Regions from separate parts of the Mus musculus genome. Here region 2 is linked to region 1. Evidence: chromatin loops called from intact Hi-C (ENCODE). Cell type or tissue: left cerebral cortex. All regions are shown on one strand. Links, peaks and the distances in the headings refer to the core of each region. The heading gives the core; the rest is flanking DNA. Region 1 overlaps Nav2 (neuron navigator 2). Region 2 holds the start of Gm32962 (a long non-coding RNA gene).

Region 1 (5,375 bases), core at 139-5,138:
AGCAAGAGGAAGTGCTGGGATAGGGTTGCAGCCTGCAAAGCCACCAGAAGCCCATACAGCCTTAGAAGCACTTGGTACTCAGGTTGAGAAGTGGAGATGAGACCAGGGAGGTGGCAGGGCCAGGTTGGGAGGTGACAGAGGGTGACAAGGAACCCCAAAGGCTTTTTAATAGATCAGACCTTCATTGGAGGGTCACAGCGCTGGGGTAACCTCTGAAGAACAGGGCTGGCATCCAGCACAGCGACTGACACAAAGGACAGCCAAGGAACAACAGCAGAGGTGCCATGTGCCAGTTCCCTGCAGGGACTTCAACCCCAGCACAGGAAGCTGACCTTGGGTATAAGCAGAGAGGCCACACCATTAGCATGACTGCTGCTTGTTCAGGGAGGCCTCCCTCCCAGATTCCTGTAGGGGACACTGAAGGCAGGTCAGCCCACAGGAGCTCCCCAGCTGGCCAACTCCCCCCCCCCCCCCCCGCCCCCCACCCTTTTATTCCAGACCCTTAAGACTTCAGCTCTCTGGAGGCTTCCTGGGGGCCTTTGTTTAAAATGAGAAGCCAACTACATTTAATTGCTTCAGCCAGACACTATGCCTCCCTCCCCAATCCCTTCCAAGGCAGCTCCGTCCTCAGCTTGTCTTGAAACATAATCAGCGCCTGTTCGGAGGCCCTCCGCAAATTATGGTTCTGATCTTTTGCTCCAAAAAGTACTGGAATTATAGCTTGGCATGGAGAGAAGTTCAAGTCTACAGGGTCACAAACTCTTTCATGTTCCGTTTCAAGACCTCTGCTGGGGATTTTAGCAGGTTTGCACCTCTGATGTTGCCTGGGGGGAGTCAGAGCAGACCTCCCGCCAGGCTGTGTGCCTCAGCTTTTGCTAGTTACCCACCGGGGGTCCTAGGCCTTCTAGTTTCTACTTCCACCCTCTACCAGACTTTGACCAGGGCAGAAGTAGCAGACTAGCAAGAGCTGAGCTCACCAATGAAAAGGACACTGTGGCCACATGGCTGGGTCTAGGGTTGACAGGGCCCATTTTATAACCTGGTGTTTTGAGGCAGTCACTTCAGCTTCTGATCCCCCCAGTTCTCATCTGTGAAATCAGCTTTCTAGCTCATTGCCTAATGGCACCGGTTGCCAGGCTTTCTAATCTATCACTGAACGGCACTGGCTGTCAGGCTTTCTAATCCATCACCCAATGGCAGTGGCTGCTGGTTTCTAATCCATTATTATCATATGACACTGGCTGAATTAGAGAGAGGGAGAGAGAGAGACAGAGAGAGAGAGAGAAAGAGAGAGAGAGCAGGGAAAGAGAGAGAGAGCACAGGGGAAAAGAGAGAGAGAGAGCACGGGAAGGAGAGAGGGAGGGGGAAAGGACATGACTGCTTCTAGGTATGGTGGAGGAGAAAGTTTATGATAGATATGTGGGAGAGCATAGTCAAAAGCAGACACATCTGGAAAGTCTATGGTCCTGACCCTGAACCATGTGAGGAGTGTGGGGAGGGGCACGGGGGAGAGAGGAGAGAAGAGAACAGGGTGTAGCAACCAGGAAGACAAAGCTATAAAAAGGGTGGATAAGCAAAATGTCTGGATTATATAGGGAAGAGCCTCTGGGGGAAGGGTAGCCCAGCCCCTTGGCTAGAGAGTTCAGGGTAGAGGGCAGGGTATGCCAGCCACACCCTGTAACAGGTAGGGACTGACTGAGGGACACTGAGAGAACCTGGAGACCAGGCATCCTAGCCACTGGTCCAGGGTTTGAAACTTGACACTGGCCAGCAGGCATTCTAATCTATCATAGAATGGCATTGGCTAACTATTAAGGATGGAGGGAACTCCTTAACCTTGAACAGCAGGGCATCTCATCGCCTTTGAGGTTACCAGGTGAGAAAAACCGGCAGCCGACACACTTGGACTCAGGACAGCTAACTCTCTTGACCTCTACCGTGCAGCGGCTAAGAACACCGGCTGCTCTTCCAAAGGTCGTGAGTTTAATTCCCAGCAAGCATATGATGGCTCACAACCATCTATACTAGGATCTGATGCCCTCTTCTGGCATGCAGGTCTACATACACATAGAGCACTCATATATAAAATAAATAAATCTTAAAATGGACATACATACGTAGGCCCTCAGCCTCCTCCTCCTCCTGCTGCCATGACTGCTGCTTGTACCAGTCATGCCTCCCCACTATGATGGACTCTTATTCCTCTGAAACCACAAGTGTGAATAAACTCCTCCTATAAGATGCTTCTGGTCATTGTTTTATCACAGCAACTAATACATGCTCAGTCATCATTCGTCCGTCTAGTCATCCTTCCTGGTTTAAGTAAACGGAGCATGCTCTCTGAACTGGGCACTGTTCTAGAAGAGAAGGTTGGCCCAGAAGCAGAATTGACCTGGTTTTGTTTTACTGATGCTCACACTGGTAAGCACACTGAGGTAAGATAGCGTGCATGAAAACAAGGGGTACGGCCTGGCACTGTGGGACTGTAATGTTAGTACTTGGGGGGCTGAGGCAGGAGAATGTTGTGTTCAAGCTTGAGCCACTCAGAAGACCTTGTTGTAGGTCCACCCTTTTTGTAGCTTTGTCTTCCTAGCTGCTACACCCTGTTCTCTTATCTCCTCTCGGCCTTGCTGTTCCCCACTCTCCTCACATGGTTCAGGGTCAGGACCATAGACTCTCCAGATGTGTCTGTTTTTGACCATACTCTCCCACATACCTAAGATAAGCAGTTTATAAACAGTTCATAGCTGAGGGCTGAGGTTGGTGAAGAGGTCAGCCACTCTGAGGTGAGCTGGAAGAAGAGGATAAGAAAGAGGCGTGGGAAGCCCACTCTAGACAGGGAGGATGGCAGTGCATTAGTTCTGCAGGGCATGGTGGGTGAGCAAGGTCAAGGGGGCCAGAGGAAGGCATGGCTCTTCCCAGGAGAATGTGGATGAAGTGAGGCCGGAGAGGTGCCAAAAGCAAGAACACACAGATTTGAAGGCTACAGAGTAGGTCTGTCTTTTGTTCGATGTGCAGCAGGAAGCCACCACTGTGAAGCTTTAGGAAGGCTCCGGAGCCCTGAGGTGTGTGAAGAAAGTTATAGTGGTAGTTGGCTGTCTGAAGGTCACAGCAAAAGCTCAGAGGAGAGACACTCGTGTCCTAGGTTGCTGGAGCCTGGGGGCAAGGTCGAAGGATTTATAGATCTCTAGGGAGACCATGACAAGACTTGTCAAATCCAGTAACCTCACTGATGGTCTTATTAATATTGGTGCAATGATTAGACACTCAGGCAGCATCTGTTAGCATGAGGCGAACAAGGCTCTGTGCAAAGCCAAGACAGCCAACAAACAGGTTACAGGCAGCGTGCAGTTTCCTCTCATGGGAAAGGAGCTTGTACCCAGCTTGCCTTTCGGCAGCCAAAGTTGACATCCTAAGGCACACAAATGCCCCCAGAGCAATGTGTCAGTTGTGGGGACCCTGGATGGATAAAAGGTCCTGTAGGCTTAGGTTCTGGGTAGAAACCAAGGAAAAACCAAAAGATAAAGGTATCCCAGGACAGAAAGGATCTGAGTTTATCAGGGTTCCCTGGATAGAGAAAACCAGGAAGTTGTTCCTCACTGCTTGGGAGAGGAGGGAAAGAGAAGGAAGAAGGAAAGAGGGAGAGGGAAGGAGAGAATGAGCCATCGAATATAAGTTCTAGGTCTGTGAGCACCCAAAGGGCTTCTTGCACCCACGTTTTAAAAGGGAATACGAGACCCAATGGATGTATCTGTACCCCATCAAAGTCCACACAACAGATGTCTCCTCAAACGACAACACCTTTCTACATGCTCTCAAGGGCTTCAACTACTGTCTGGGTGTGCGTGAGCCATGTCCAGAGAACTTAAATAAATAAAAGGAAATGTTTCTTCCTAAGTGTTATTTTGCCACTGAAGAAACTGAAGAGCTGTGACTCCCTCTGCCCTCATCTCCAGGCAAGTTGTGTGGAGCTCTGAGAGCAGGTACCTGCTATCTGCAAGTGGGGGATGGAGTCCACTGAGCCACGCTATCCTTCATTTCCCTCAGCCCCTACTTACTGGCCTCCACACAATCCCAGAGCTCACCCCAAGCCACTCTGTGTCACTGAGCACTAGGGATGAATGGGATAAATCAAAGTGAGGACCAGTCTTCTCTTCCTGAGATTGCCGAGTCTCAAAGCAACTACAAGGGTCCACACCAGATGGTAGAGAGGTCGGCTTGTGTGATCGGCCTGGTGCCGACAGGGTGCTGGCTGTTTATATAGGATGTAACTATTCTGAAGGAGATGCTGCATTGGTGGCTAAAAGCATCCCTAAGTTACCCTTTGTGCGGGATACAACATTCTTCTTTCAGCCACTGCAGAGCCCAGCCTGAGCTGCACCAGCCTTGCCCTTCTTGAAATGCCCAAGGAGAAAGTGGTACCCAGCAGGAGGTTGGCCGGAGTCCAGGGCTGGTGACACTTGAAAGCTAAGGAGATGACAAGTATGTCCTGGGCTCCCCCTTGAGGAAGGGCTAGAGTCCTAGGGGCTTGTATCCTAGCCTCATCCTCCCTTTTAGACAGACCCTCTACGTAGGTCAGGCTAGCCCCGAATTCACGATCATCCTGTTCAGCCCCCAAGGACTTGGATGGTAGGCAGATGCCACCAGGCCTTGCTCTTCCTTGGGTGCTGTTCACAGGGACCCTGGTATACCAAGTGGTGTATGCAACATATGAAGCTTTACAGTGTAAGGGAAGTGCCATACGTCCTAGTCAAGGCTGACCACCCTCGGGTCTATGGGTAAGTAGCGTCACTCCAAACGACTAAAAGATAAACCTAAAACTCATGGCTTATCTTACCAGCTATTTGGGATTTTTGTCTTGATGAAAATAAGACTCTTAGTCCCACAAGCTCCATCTCTTAGTTCTTCCTGAAACAAAAGCTGCTATAAGGTTTGACAGTGTGATAATGATGATGATGATAATGATGCCAAAGTTTCAGAAATGTCCAAAGACCACTGCTGTAGGCATAGTTCTGCCCTTCCCTTGAAGGACCTCACTCTTGTGGTTCAACCACAGACAGGCCTTCTTGTGTACCCGGCCCCAGCAACAACAGCTTCCTGCTGCTTCTCGAAGTCCCTCAAAGCTGCTGCTGCTGCAGGCACAGGGTGGCAGAGGTCAGCAAGGTAGCTACCCAATGGCTCATGTCTACACTCATCCAGAAACTCAGTGGAGAACCTGGCTCCTAACTGAAGCATCGTCACAGGGTAACACATGTGGTCATGACTATCAGCAAGGATGGGTTGGTGGAGTCCCCCTCTGTGGGATGAGCCCTTTCCAGAAATCACGTGTCAACTCAACTTCAAGAACACCGCCTTACAGAGGCCAGAAGACTTTA
Region 2 (5,375 bases), core at 192-5,191, 250 kb before region 1:
TTCTTCTACTTAGCTCTTCCAGGGTTTCTGAGTTCAATTCTGAGCAACCACATGGTGGCTCACAACCATCTGTAATGGGATATGATGACCTCTCCTGGTATGCATGAAAACAGCAATACATTAAATAAATAAATAAATAAATAAATAAATAAATAAATAAATCTTTAAAAAATATATATATTCCAGTATGGTGGCACAGGCTTTTAGTCCCAGCACACAGAAGACAGAGGCAGGAGATCTCTGTAAGTTTAAGGCCAGGCTGGTCTTCAGAGCAAGCTCCAAGACAACCAGACTTCCATAAAGAAAACTGGTCTCCAACAAAAACCATGTAGGGCTGTCAAGAGGGTTCCTCACGCATATATTTAAAAGTGTGCCTTAGACCCATGTTTGTCCAATTTGAGTTCATTTTCGTGGCCCTGGAGCTGCGTCCTGTGACATGTGGGTCAGACAGCCCTGAATGTTTCTTTCTGAGTAGCTGCTCTATGGTGGTGCTCTCTCCTCCTGCCATCCTGGACTGTTCCCTGGTAGCCATGGCAACCAGGACACAGCAACACAGTGGTAGCCAGGTCGAGGGTAAAGATAAGATTAATGACGATATGAATGCTCCCCAACAGATGTCTTAAAAGCCATAGGACCTCTCTTCCCTTCCCTGAACACAGCTACAAAAGACCTTAAGATTCTAGAGCACATGTAGAGTAAAAGGTTGGTCTCAAGAGGGACTCCATGACTTAACTTCATGACGTCACCTCCCGTGATAGGGGCATCACCCACACTCCTGCAATTAGCCCTAAACCCCTGCCCCAATAAACTCACTAGTCTCGCCATGTTGGACTTTAGCAAAATCATACCTGCCTGTCTTTTATGTCCCTTGGGAGTAAATAGAAAGGAGAAATGAATACCATGGTTGTTTCCCACTGATCCAGGAGGCTAGGTTAGCCCACATCCTGCTTGTAAACAGGTTAGGTTTGCTTCCAGTTATTTTTCCTGTTATAAACAAGGATTTGAACATTTCACAGCAGTCTCGCTGTGGATGTGTTCACATCGCTCTCCCAGGGCGGGTGCACCATTTCAGACGTCACCCACTTGGTATCATCATTCATCTTTAGAGGCCAAGCAACTCCCCATTATCCTTTCAGTCAGAGCTCTATATTGTGGCACATGCAGAGGCCCATTTTGAGTCTGCCTTTCCCAGGATCACTTTCAAGCTGACCATGTGACTAAGACCTCACCCAGGCGATGATCCATAGCCTCTCTAACGTTGGTTTTCCCATCCGTGGATGAATGAGGACAATGACCTAAGCCGCAGAGCTGGATCAACTGGATCATCATGAGAGCGGTCCATACAGCATCCACTCTGGTGTTCATCAGAATCAGAGAACGGCCAGTAGCAATGATCTCGTCACACTTGGATGCTGAAGCACACAGCGGGAGTGGGGTGGGGGTGGGGGTGGGGGTTCTGTTCTGGCTACTCCAGGGCATCTCTTTAGGAAAATAATGACAGATGAACATTAAAAAACAAAGCTGCCTGGGCTTGCCCTTGACTGACTAGCTCAAGATCAGTAAGCGTTTGTTGTTATGCGTCTTCTGTTTCCAACATGTTTGTGTGTCTCTCTGTGTAGGCTATGTGTCCTTGGATGCCTGAAAGAAGACAAAAGAGGGCATTAGATTTCACAGAGCTGGAGTTACAGGCGGTTGTGAGCTGTCTGGTATGCTCTGCTTCGAGGTTATCCTGTATTCTTTACCACTGAGCCATCTCTCCAGCCCAGGACCAGCTGCTTTTAAAGATGCTGAAAAGAGTTTGCTACTCAGTTAAAGAAGGATTTCACTATGAGAGGGGAATGCATTGGGATCTATTTCCTCATAGTAGCCAGAAAGGAACAGCCTTCTACTTAAGGAAGCGCATGGTAACTGGAAGAAAACTGGGATTCAAGTCTTCCACTTAAAAAAAAAAAAGTAAAAAACATGCAACAATACACAGTCCTGTTTAGAACTTTATATATTACTGATTTAACACTTGTAGCTTTTGAAGAGGATCAAGAAAACAGAAGGAGAGAGAGAGGGGACAGAGAGAGATCTTTTTAGAAACACAGTAGACAAAATTCGTTTTACAGGTTGTACAGGAAGAAAGGAGCAGAAGGAAATTTAGACAAATGAGGAAAAGACCAGGGAAAAATGGCTACAGGAGCCATCACAGCTCTGACATGACACTGAATAGCTGGCGTTCAGACAGGAAACGCCAGTTCTCCAGGGCATGCTCTGTGTGTAAGCTCCCATGCACCTGTCTGTACCCAGGAAACACATTCAGACAGTCCAGCCTCAGCTGCTCTGAAGTAATTGCAGATATCAAGCACCAGAGGGCGCCAGAGAAGGCCGAAATGCTCGCTCATTCGGATACCCAGGTGGTCCAAAATGCCTTCTAATTATTTATAAGAAAACTTAGAGTTGGTTCTCTGGGTTGTTAACGTATGGGACAATTATGCGTGTGAATTTAGTGTCTAATATACTTTCAGTGTGAGCCGGGTATTTCATAAGTAAATAAGCAGTGTGGGAGGGTTCAGAAAGCAAAGGGATGGCCTCTAACGCATGTGTGCAGTCACTCAGCTGCTTTCCGTGTGCCTGGTGGTATGTTAAACGCCAAGGACAGAAAGACAGGCGGAATCACATTTTCTGTTGAACCCATGTGTAACAGAGATTTTAAACTTAGTGCTACTTTGCTAATTTTTTTTTTTTAAATCTGGAATTCTTACACCCTCATCTATTGGACTCTTTAGAAGAAGTATGTGATGGTTGAGTCAGGCAAGCACAGGAGGTTTAGGCTCGGACTCTATTTGGTTCGGGTTTTGCAGCCCACCCCCTTCTTGTAATAGTGCACTGGTAGGTTATGCCCCGACCCATAGGCTTTATGTATACATCCCATTCAAATAAGTCACCTAGCAACCACAGGACTCCCTCACGCCCTCACCTACAAATAGGAGGTGTGTGTGTGGCGGGGGGGGGGGGGGGTTCTCACCTATGAACAACATACACATTTATTGACCTCTAGTACCAAGATTGAAACAGTTTCTGTTCAAATGTATTCCCAGTTCATCCTATAAAGAGTGGAAGGTTCAATCCAGCATAAACTAGCTTTGGATGCATGCACAATAAGTCAACTGTGTCCTTTAGTTGCCTTTTAGAGAGAATCTCTACTGACCACCTTTTTTTTTTCTCTAAGATTCATATGTACACTGTAGCTATCTTCAGACATACCAGAAGAGGGAGTCAGATCTCATTACAGGTGGTTGTGAGCCATCATGTGGTTGCTGGGATTTGAACTCAGGGCCTTCGGAAGAGTGCTCTTAACCTCTGAGCCATCTCTATTGACCATCTTATGCCTATGTGTAATTGGGGGTGCTTACGATTAAAATCAGATGCCTTATTAGGAAGAACATGCGCAGTAGAGGAAATGATTATATAACCTATCAATCAAAATAGGAAGCCACCCAAACCATGAGCCTTAGGGACCAGCACCTCCTCCCCGTGAAGCCAAAGCAACAGTTGGGGCTCCTGAGTATATTCTCACACTTGGCCCTCTATCAATTTCGACAGTTGTATCCCTTTCTGATCTTTACCCAAAATGAAAATATCTCCCTGCTTTTGCAAGTCTCTGTGAGCCCTTCTTTTCAGTTGTGGATAAAAAAAGCCAAGAACATGACAACACCCAGGCTGGACTCTGAGCACAGGTGACAGTCAACACAGAGGCCTTGGAGGGGGACAGCTGGGCACCAGTTTCACTTGTGCTAGTTTCTTTCACCCTCCTTATGTCCTGGGTTCCTCAATCTGTGACTAGTTCTTCCCGCGCGGATGTTGTGAAGATTGAATGGATAATCCACGGAGAGTGCTTGAAATTATATCATAGTTAAGAGCCCAGGCTGTATTCAGTACTGCCTAGGCCTAGAATCCAGCTGCCAAGATTCACTACAGAGCGGGAAGGGGAGTCATACCTATCTGACCCAATTTACAGACAAGAAGATGGAATTCTGCCACCTGCTGGCTGAGTTAGCGCAGTGAAGTTCTTTTAACTTCCAAAGCCTATAAAAGGGAATGAATCCTCCATGCTGCAGCGAATATTAACTGAGGTAATGTACATGAAGCTCCCTGAAGTCAGCACACATGCCCGTGCTCACCTCTCCAAGATGTGGTATGGCTTAGTTGCTTTTGCACTGTGGTCGCCATAATTCCTGACAGAAGCAACCTGCTCCTGGCGGCTGAGGGTTTCAGTCCCCGGAAGGTTCAAAGGTGCAGCTCGGATCATGATAACTGGAGTGGGCAGCAAAGCAGCAGACCAGAGTGCTGCTGGGCTACAACTTTCAAAGGCCAGTCCCTAGTGATCTCATCCAGCCAGATGGGTCACACCTTCCGGAAGTCCCACAGCTTCCCAATACGGTTCCAGCGGCTGTGCTCGGGAATGCGTGCTCGGCGCACGCACGAGGCTGTGAGGGACATTTCAGAGTCGAACTAACTTTCACTGGAGCAAACTATAGCCTGGAGAAAAGCTAGTTCCACGTTTTACGATCACGTTTCTCATCGAATGAAATCAATAATAAACTGCCAAGTCTATGCCAGCAGCACTCGAGGGGGAGCAGGGTTCAGAGTTTATCTCCAAGAGACATGGAAACACCTATAAATCCCCCCCTAGAGTTGGCTTGTCCTTTCCATTGAGGATTATCTGGGGGTTGTGAGGTAGACAGCCAAGAGGAAGGGCTGTGCAATGGCCCTTGAGGTTAAGAGTCCTTGTAAACGCTGAGATAAGATCGTTTTCCTAGAGAAGGTGGCGGAGGGCTAGAGGATGGGCATCCACAGCTCACTGTGAGCAGAAGCTTCTGTGGTTGGGGTGTGCCTCTCACCAGGAAGATAGGACCGGATCTGCTTAGGCCACTACTGTGTTGCCACCACCACACTGGTGCCTGGCACTTAGTAAATGTATCAACGAATCCTTCACAGCATAGAGAACGCACACATCCTTGCAGTCAAAACAACACTTTTGGAGACAGAAAGATCAGAAGTCAAGGTCATCCTTGATTATATAATATAGCAAGTTTGAGAGTTTGTCTCCAGAAAACAAACAAACAAGCAAACAAACAAAAGTAATTTGATTAATGAAAATTGAGTTTAGAACCAGTTGGCCAACTAGAAGTCTAGTAAAGAAAGCTCAAGTTTCTTGCTCTTTGGTTTTATGTAAATCTATTTGTTTGACTTTGGAAGAAGAATCTTTTTTTTTTTTTAATCTTTTTGCCCTTTTCACTGTAATGAATCAGGGCTGGGGCTATATGTATCTCAGTGGTAAATTACCAGCTTGGCACATGTGAAACCCTGTGTTCCATGCCTAGAATTGC

The links. A loop is a pair of places that touch in the nucleus more often than their neighbours do. Peaks named below come from ENCODE experiments on the same cell type or tissue, not always from the same donor. Only the 100,000 strongest peaks of a DNase experiment are listed, where the experiment ranks them.
Region 2: a loop joins it to region 1, with 3 times the contacts of the local background. A loop is called at or near these places in 4 of 42 quality-filtered maps.

What each region holds. Positions count from the first base shown.
Region 1 is chr7:49,500,180-49,505,554 of GRCm38, reverse strand. The region is part of intron 11 of Nav2 (neuron navigator 2); the gene reads right to left. Among named protein-coding and RNA genes, the nearest start is that of Gm32694, 57 kb to the left of the region's middle. In left cerebral cortex, for the core only: a CTCF peak has its summit at 2,045 (motif pointing left); no DNase peak of the experiment used is centred there; H3K27ac peaks cover 320 bases.
Region 2 is chr7:49,751,914-49,757,288 of GRCm38, reverse strand. It overlaps Gm32962 (a long non-coding RNA gene), which reads right to left and starts at 4,434. Exons shown (of 2, transcript XR_391460.2): 1 at 4,167-4,434; 2 at 1,128-1,638. In left cerebral cortex, for the core only: CTCF peaks have their summits at 2,359 (motif pointing right) and 4,026 (motif pointing left); DNase peaks (open chromatin) are centred at 2,351 and 4,023.